Linked DNA regions of Mus musculus: region 1 is linked to region 2. A link is a loop called in an ENCODE intact Hi-C map of the cell type or tissue named here. Cell type or tissue: heart. All regions are shown on one strand. Each heading gives the region's core, and the rest is flanking DNA. Links, peaks and the distances in the headings are about the cores only.

Evidence for each region. A loop is a pair of places that touch in the nucleus more often than their neighbours do. Peaks named below come from ENCODE experiments on the same cell type or tissue, not always from the same donor. Only the 100,000 strongest peaks of a DNase experiment are listed, where the experiment ranks them.
Region 1: a loop joins it to region 2, with 6 times the contacts of the local background. A loop is called at or near these places in 1 of 42 quality-filtered maps.

What each region holds. Positions count from the first base shown.
Region 1 is chr8:70,292,015-70,296,394 of GRCm38, reverse strand. Homer3 (homer scaffolding protein 3) reads right to left here. Exons shown (of 10, transcript NM_001146153.1): 10 at 2,034-3,420. The coding sequence ends at 3,229. It overlaps Ddx49 (DEAD box helicase 49), which reads left to right. Exons shown (of 13, transcript NM_001024922.2): 7 at 1-12; 8 at 744-820; 9 at 931-1,028; 10 at 1,634-1,708; 11 at 2,308-2,396; 12 at 2,496-2,567; 13 at 2,708-3,529. The coding sequence ends at 2,887. Among named protein-coding and RNA genes, the nearest start is that of Ddx49, 8.2 kb to the left of the region's middle. In heart, for the core only: no CTCF peak of the experiment used is centred there; a DNase peak (open chromatin) is centred at 2,360.
Region 2 is chr8:70,777,207-70,781,586 of GRCm38, reverse strand. It overlaps Mast3 (microtubule associated serine/threonine kinase 3), which reads left to right. Exons shown (of 26, transcript NM_199308.2): 21 at 1-75; 22 at 213-439; 23 at 596-718; 24 at 911-1,047; 25 at 1,133-1,314; 26 at 1,650-3,470. The coding sequence ends at 2,173. It overlaps 2010320M18Rik (RIKEN cDNA 2010320M18 gene), which reads right to left. Exons shown (of 1, transcript NR_029440.1): 1 at 3,981-4,380. Among named protein-coding and RNA genes, the nearest start is that of 2010320M18Rik, 2.5 kb to the right of the region's middle. In heart, for the core only: no CTCF peak of the experiment used is centred there; DNase peaks (open chromatin) are centred at 879 and 1,860; H3K4me3 peaks cover 1,083 bases; H3K27ac peaks cover 661 bases.

The sequences.
Region 1 (4,380 bases), core at 214-4,213, 490 kb after region 2:
ATGATGAAGCAGGTGATGGACCACAGCCATAGCCTCTCTGTGGTCTCAAATGTCACAACTCAGAGGCTGAGGATGTGGTTCAGTCGGTAGAGTAATGTTCAATTTTAGAGGGCTGTGGTTCATTTGGGAGAGTCCTTGCCTAGCATGGATGAGACCCTGGGTTCCATCCCCAACCCTGTTAACTGGGCATAGTGGTCTGTCACTCAGGAGGTGAGGCAGGAAGAGCAGAAGTTCAAGGCCAGCCTTGACTACATAGGAAGTTCAAGACCAGTTTAGGCTAATAGAGACCCTGTCTTTGGTTTTGGTGGGGTTGTTTGGTTTGGTTTTTGTTTGTTTGGGGGAGTTTGTTGGTTTTGATTTGTGGGGTTTTTTTTGTTTATTCATTTGGTTTGATTTTGCTTTCTTTTGTCTTTGGTACTTTGAGACAGGGCCTCTCTATGTAGCCCTGTTTGTCTTGGAGCTCCCTATGTAGACCAGGCTGTCCTCAAAATCATAGAGATCTGGCTGACTCTGCTTCCCAAATGCTGGGATTAAAGTGTGTGTTAGCATGCCTAGCACAGCCCTGCCCCCCCCCCAAAAAAAAACACAAAAGAAGACATCACAACACTGTGATACCGCTCCCCTCCTCATGTCATCCTGTTGTCCCCTTTGGCTCTGGGACCACCTTCCTCCCTGGTCTGGTCTCAGCCCTGTCCCCAGGCTTACTCCATCTGCTCACAAACCTTTTCTCACCTATGGCACAGAAAGAGCGCTTTGCGGCCCTGGCCAAATTCAAGTCCAGCATCTATCGGATTCTTATTGCCACTGACGTGGCCTCAAGGTGAGACCACCGTGGCACAAGCAATGAGACCAAGAAGCTGGGCGTGGGGAAGCTGAGTGTAAGCCTTGGTTTCCCTACATGGACTCCAGCTGAATGCTCTGTACCTCCAGGGGCCTGGACATCCCCACCGTGCAGGTGGTCATCAACCACAACACCCCTGGGCTTCCCAAGATCTACATCCATCGGGTTGGCCGCACAGCCCGTGCAGGTGAGCAGAGCCAGGTACGGGAGGTTCCAGCTGCAGTGGGAGGCACTGGAGAACTGGGTCTACCACTCAGTGGGAACAGCTTTCCAGTGTCCTGGCTTCCATCCCCAGCCTGATGCCTCACTGAGATGCTGACCCAGGGGCCAGGGGAGGCATCTGCTTTGATATTCCCTCGTGCCTGAATTGATGGGGCCAGACTGGACCTGCTATCCTGCCCCTGTGGGTTTTGGGAAGTCTGAGAGTGACCCTGTCTTAACAAATAATAAGCACTGAGAAGCTGGCTGCTGTGGGTCATGAGCCCTATCAGCCGACAGTCTCCTTCAGCTTGGTCACCACTGAAGAAAGAGCAGTAGAGGACTAAGCTGGCCTCCAGCCATAAAGGAAAAGCAGCTTGCTGTCGGCCCTCATAAAGGGCAGCTTAGCAGACCTGCTCCCTACTGTCTCTCAGCTTCCCAGTGTCCCCTCTGCCTGTCATATGCAGAGCCCACCCTAGGGGCAGCCCTAGTCCTCTTCACTGATTTCTTGCCTCTGCAGAGGTCCCTGGAGCTGATCAGCTGGGACAAGCCTGTTGATGGGGCCCAGGTTCTATGACAAATGTGTCCCCACAGGGAGGCAGGGGCAAGCCATCACACTGGTGACGCAGTATGATATCCACCTGTTGCATGCCATCGAGGAGCAGATCAGTAAGTGGGTAGGGTCCAGGGTGGGTCCTGTCCAAGCCTGGGAGATGAATTCCTCTCCCTAGCTTACCTTACCCTGGGATATCTATTCCAGTACTCACCCTGAAAATGCACCCTGCACACAGGACGCCAACCCTGAAGGTCCCTGTGTGGTTTGGAGGTTGACAAGGACATGAGTTCTCAGGCAGGCCCTACAACCTACGTTAAACAGCCACCAAGGCGGGCCATCTGGAGCTCCTTGTAGAAGCTCTTTCAGTTTAACTCACAGTGGCCTGAAGACCTGTGCTCACAATGCAGAGCCTGTCTCAGCCTCTCAGGGAGCCAGATCTCACTTCATTTACTTGTTCATTTGTTTATTCAGTCATTAATTTGAGACAGATTCTTGCTCTACAGAGCTGGCCTGGAACTCAGCTGGAACGAGTGATCCCCCTGCCTCCAACCTCCCAGTGCTGTGATGACAAGCATGTGCTGCCAAGCTTGGCAGCATTTTGCTTTTTCTAAATATCATCAGTCCACATTTGGTTGGATCCAGACATCCAGAGCTGGGGGTGCAGAGGGCTGGTTGCACTCCCAGCCCAACTCAGTGTTTCCTGTCCCTGCAGAGCAGCAGCTGGCAGAGCTGGTGGTGGAGGAGGCTGAGGTTCTACAAATCCTCACGCAGGTCAACGTAGTGCGAAGGGAGTGCGAAATAGTAAGTGTGGCCAGCCTGTCAGGGTAGGGTGGAGTGGGGTGAGGTGGGCGGGGCTTCCTGCCCCAGGCCTGACTGACCTGTTCCCCTCCCCACCCCTAGAAACTGGAGGCTTCGCATTTTGATGAAAAGAAAGAGATCAACAAGCGGAAACAGATGATCCTGGAGGGGAAGGTAGTATAGGGAGGCATGGGTATGCAGGGACAGGCATAAGAGTGTGGCCAGTAAGGGTGGGTGGGACCTGGGGTCGGGTAGGGGTGGGGGAGCCAGTCCCTGGGAAGCTGCCCAGTTACATTCTCAGCTCCCTTCCGCAGGACCCAGACCTGGAGGCCAAACGCAAAGCTGAGCTGGCCAAGATCAAGCAACAAAACCGACGCTTCAAGGAGAAAGTGGGGCAGACACTTCGGCGGCAGAAAGCAGGGAGCACTGTCCGACGGTCGCGTCCTCCCAGATCTCGGCCCCAAGAGCCAGCCCAGGCTGAGGCTCAGGACTGAGCTGTAAACCTGGTGCTGGTGGCCCCTGACTTCAGTAAACACTCTTTGAAGTTGTCAGTCTGACTTGAGAATGGGGTGGGATGAGTACAGGGCCTTCAGGTCTCAGGATCCCAAAGCCTCTGTTGCCCCATGGGGATGACTAGTGCAGCCTTCCCTCGCAGTGTCCCTGGGGCGCAGGGCAGCAGCAGCCAGGGACAGCAACGCCACACGTAGAAATGTAACCTGGGTAGAAGCACTGCCCAAGGATTCTAGAAAACTCTACACAGTGCAAAGCTCAGAGACAGCTGGGGTCCCCTGGCCCCTGCCAGGGCGCCTTGAGGCCGCAGACACTCCATGGCAGACTAGGGTGCTGCCTCTGCCAGGCGTGCCAGGCCTTCACGCAGCTCGCTGAGCTCAAACAGCCGAACATCCAGCAGCTGCGCAGCCCGGCCCACCTCCGCCCGTGCGCGCTCCCGCTCGGCCCGCGCCTCCTCCAGGTTGCACTCCATCGACCGCAGCTGCTGCTCCAGCTCTGCATTCCGGGTCTCCAGGTCCTACACGGGGAAGACGGGGTGGGGTGGAAGCTCTGGTTGCCAGTTATGGCTGATGTGGCCCATGGCTCTCACCGGGTCAGTAAAGTGCCATTAAAGTGTGAAGTACTGAGTTTGGAATCCAATAGCTACATACAAAGCATGGCTGGCAAGCATTTGTAATCCCACTGCTGGGAAGACAGGCAGGATTCCTAGAGCATACTGGACAACCTAAGCATCCCCAGGCCAGTAAGAGACACTGTTTCTTCCTATTCTTTTATTTTTTTTTTGATTTTTTTTTTTTGGAGATAGGGTTTCTTTGTGTAGCCCTGGAACTCACTCTGTAGACCAGGCTGGCTTCAAACTCAGAAATCCTGCCTCTGCCACCTAAGTGCAGGGATTAAGGGCATGCACTGCCACTGCCTGGCTAGAGACCCTGTTTCTAAAAACAAGATGGACTGTAGAGATGGGTCAGTGGGTAAGAGTATGAACTTCTCCAGAAGACCTGAGTTCACTTCCAAGCACTGGTGTACAATACCACACATGTAACTAAATCTTAAAGCTACATGCACTGCATGTCTCACAGGCCTTTAACCCAGCACTCGGGAAGCTGCTGCTAGAGACACAGTCAGTATGAAAAACAAAAACCCCAAGATGAAGGTTTAATCCCCAGTACCCACATGATAGAAGGAGGGAAGAATGCTTAATAGCATGCTCTGGAGCCAAGCACTTTTAATGAAGTGGGCAGTGGAACTAAAGAGATGGTTACCTGAGGGCCCTGAATTTCAGTTGCCTTTCACCCACACATAATCTAATGCCCACAGCCACTGCCAGCAGCTGTAACCTCAGGGTGGGAGAGCAGGGTCCCACTGTTGATTGACTCAGCACCCAGCCATTCTGGTAGTAAGATAGTCTCAAAGGATGGTGTGCAAAGAAACTGAGGAAGACAGCAGCTCCAGCTTCCATACACATGCATGCGCATCT
Region 2 (4,380 bases), core at 262-4,261:
CCTCCCCTGGTGGCAGTGGGGGTCGAGTGCCCAAGTCAGCCTCTGTGTCTGCCCTGTCCCTCATCATCACGGCAGGTGATATGTCACTTTTCCTTGTGGTGGGGTGCTTCTAGAACTGGACACAAGGCCAAGCGCCAGGGTGGGGGTCATGTGGCCACATGGGAGAAGAATAGAAACCCACATGTAATGAGTGTTCTTCCCACCCTCTACAGACGACGGCAGCGGGGGCCCTCTCATGAGCCCCTTGTCGCCCCGCTCGCTGTCCTCCAATCCCTCCTCCCGAGACTCCTCACCCAGCCGGGACCCATCACCAGTGTGTGGTAGCCTGCGGCCTCCCATCGTCATCCACAGCTCAGGCAAAAAGTATGGCTTCAGCCTGCGCGCCATTCGTGTCTACATGGGTGATAGTGACGTGTACACGGTGCACCATGTGGTCTGGGTGAGTCCTCGACAAACCCCTCACTATGGGACCTGGCTGTGGGAATCAGGGTGCTTGCCATCCCTGAGTGGGTCCTGCCATGGGCTTGTGGGGGTGTGGCCTGCTATACCTGACCTCCGTGCTTTGTCCGCCCACCCCCACCCCCACCCCTGGCAGAGCGTGGAGGAGGGGAGCCCTGCACAGGAGGCAGGACTGCGTGCTGGGGACCTCATCACACACATCAATGGGGAGTCAGTCCTGGGCCTGGTACACATGGACGTGGTGGAGCTGCTGCTGAAGGTGCGACCGTGGACCCCTGGCCTGAGTGTGTGCCCACTGCGCATCTTGGGCAGCTGTCCCTGACACCACGAGCCTTTTATGGCTGCACCTCCTCTATCCTGGGGTCCAGGGCAGAGGGGAACTGAGTGTCAGGTGCTGGACAGGTGCCATGGACCCTGGAAAGCTCTCAGGTGACTGGTGTTCCTTCCGCAGAGTGGCAACAAGATCTCCCTGCGCACCACGGCCCTGGAGAACACCTCCATCAAGGTGGGACCCGCGCGGAAGAACGTGGCCAAGGGCCGCATGGCCCGTAGGAGTAAGCGCAGCCGCCGGCGTGAGACCCAGGACCGGTGAGCAGGGAGGCAGGGAGGCAGGGAGGCCCCAGCAACTCCCAGACTTCTCAGCCTCCCTCACTGTTACCATGTCTGTCCCCAGGCGGAAGTCTCTGTTTAAGAGGATCTCAAAGCCATCTTCTGTGCTCCACACCAGCCGTAGCTTTTCCTCAGGCCTCCAGCACTCTCTGTCCTCCAGCGAGAGCCTCCCCGGATCACCCACTCACAGCCTGTCTCCCAGCCCCACCACGCCCTGCCGCAGCCCTGCCCCCGACGCCCCCACAGGTGGGCGGGCTCTCAGCCTGGCTTTATGAAACTCTGCCTGTGGATATGAATGTATACGCACGCCTGTGATAACAATCAGTAAGGAGTCATGGCTGTGCTTGAGTTCAGTGGATGGCTTGGTGGCCTTGTGTTCATTATTTAAGGGTCAGACTATGCAAAGAGGAGGCAGAGGTTTCTGGGAGGAGGGGGTGGGTCAGTGAGGCCTGGCTTTGAAGGGTGGGTAAGAGTTCATTAAAGCAAGGCCAAGGGTGGGTGGCAATACTGGAGGGCATAGGCAGTGCCAGTTTGGCCCCACCGCTAGGAGGGGGACACTGACCAATTCCTGTTGCCCACAGACACAGCATCCCCACCCAATGTGTCCCCAAGCTCCAGCAGCCCCGCTTCTCCAGCCACTGGTCACACCCGTCCCAGCTCCCTGCATGGCCTGGCAGCCAAGCTCGGACCACCTCGTCACAAGAGCGGTCGCCGCAAGTCCACAAGCAGTATCCCTCCATCTCCGCTGGCCTGCCCGCCCGTGCCCACGCCCCCGCCACGCTCACCATCCCCCCTTCCGGGGCACATCCCCATACCCGCCCGGTCTCCTAGGCTGCGTAGGGGCCAGTCAGCCGACAAGCTGGGCCTAGGCACCAGTGAGAGGCTGGATGGGGATGGAGGCCGGCGCGCCCGGGGGGCCGAGGCTGAGCTGGTCGTCATGAGGAGGCTGCATCTATCAGAGCGTCGGGATTCCTTCAAGAAGCAGGAGGCAGTGCAGGAGGTGAGCTTCGATGAGGAGCCTGGGCCGCCTCGCGGGGTGCCGAAGATCGCTGTGCAGGGTGCAGAGGCCACACCTGGAACCCCAGGACATGCCAGGAAAGACTGACCACCTCTGGCTGCAGTTCCTTATGCAGCTATCATCTTCACCAAGTCACACCTAGATGGGGTGCAGCTATCAGCCTGGGACTCGGCCGAGGGTGCCCCCTTCCCAGGAAGGGCTGGGATGGGGGTGCCAGTGACTTGTAAATAGCAAGCCCTCGCGACTAATTTATTACTTTTTATAAGCAATAGCCAGGCTGGCCCGCCTGGTGGACTCGGCTGTCTTGTCCTTGGCCCCTGGAGCACAGCCTACAGACCCTGTTCTCTGGGTCAAGGCAAAGCACTTTGGGCAACTTCTGTGTTTTCTAGTTTGTCCTTTCCGTGTGTGTGTGTGTGTGTGTGTGTGTGTGTGTGTGTGTGTGTGTGTGTGTGTGTGTATGTGTATGTCCATCCCATTCCCAACCCAAGACCCACTTGAAGGCACACAAAAGCTGGTCCCTACTGAGTTTTGACAGAATTTGGAAGCTGCACCCTAAAGCAGGCGGATCACCAATTCTGTGGCAGGCTATACTCTGAAGACTACCTTCTGTGTCTGAATAGCTCTCCTCAGACTGTCCTTACTCCACTCTGCCTGTGATCCTGCATGCTTCAGTTTAGGGGAAGTATGGGAACAAAGGACTTGGGGGATGAGGAATGCTCTGGTTTGAGGCAGAATAGCCCATATACCTTGCAGGAAGTAACTGACAGACCTAAGGGCCATCAAGGTGGGGAAGGTGTCCACTGCAGGGTGGGACAAAGCACTTGTCCCAAGTGAGGACCATGCCTGACCACCAACCCCTGCACCACAAAGTCTATGCCCATGTGCACGAGGCCCAGCATGGTGAGTGCCAGAGGACCGAGTGTGGACCCCAGCTATGCTGTGTAATTCTAGAGGAGTGTCTTTCCCATTCTGTGCCTCTTTACAGGACTAACCCCAGTGACTTGCACACTTCATGTGCACTGAGCACACCTGAATTCCCCCCAGCTTTGTGTGATCCAAGAAGCTGAGGTTCCTAAGGCCAGAGGCATGTCCCACAATGGTCCAGTAAGAGTGGCAGCCCAGGACAGGCTCTCCTAGCCCTACTGTGAGCATGGCCATGGGGGAGCCCAGACTCCCATGCTGTGTGATCTAGCAGCCATGTAGTAGGTTGCCAGTGGTGCAGCTCTACACACTCCACGAGGGGAATTCGCAGGCACTCAAACCCTCTGCACCTCCCTGACTCGCAGCCAGTACCTTCTGCTGGAAGGGAGACCAAGGCTGTGCATGAGTAGCCCTCTACCCATCTTGGAGCTGGCATCAAATAAAGTCCCATGAAGACATCTGATACTGGTGTGTGCATTTGTGAGTGGCTGGGGGTAGGGAAAAACTGATGGCTCGATATCATCTAAGTGAGTTTTGTTGGCTGTATAGGGGTTTGGTTAAACACTTAATCCAAGCCAGCCTGCATCCCAGCTACCTAGCAGGCTGGGATCCTGGCTAGGGCAATAGGGCAAAATCTCATCTCTAAAATGAAGTGTTTCCAGGCATGGCTGTATACACATGTAATCCTAACACTTGGAGGTGGGGGCGTGGGGAGGCACGAAGCAGAAGGATCATGAGTTCAGATACAGCCTGGGCTAATAACAAGACCCTGTTTCAAATAATAAAGCCAAAGGAATCAATGATTAAAAGCACTGGCTGCTCTTCTAGAGGACCCAGGTTGTATTCCCAGCACCTACATGGCAGCTCACAGCCGTAACTCAAGTTCTAGAGCATCCGATGTCTCTTCTAACTTCCACAGACACCAGGTACTCACAAGGCGCACAGTTGAACATGAAGAAAAACACAAAATCTTAAAAAGGAAAAATCCAAAACGCTGGGCGTCATAGCTCTTGCTTTTAATTCCAGTCGGGTTATACGCGGCTGTAATTTACTGAACCTGGATCCTGTGCAAGAGCAGTGAGCATGCTTAACTGCCGAACTCTCGCTGCAACCCCTCCGTCCCAATTTTCTACCCTAGTCTTTGCGGTGAGCTAAAATAGATAAATGAATCCCTCGGAAATCAGCCGAACAAGCTCGGCAACTTCTGGTTCTCTCCGTCTCGCCAGAGTCTGTCCGTATTTCCGGAAACAATCTCGCTTCCGGACGCTGATAAGCCGCATTCTCGCGCGTGTTGGGCCGGAGACACTTCGGCTGTTTCCGGACGCCTAGGGTTGTCATGGCAGTGCCTTCGCCTTCCATTCCTTCCACCAGCG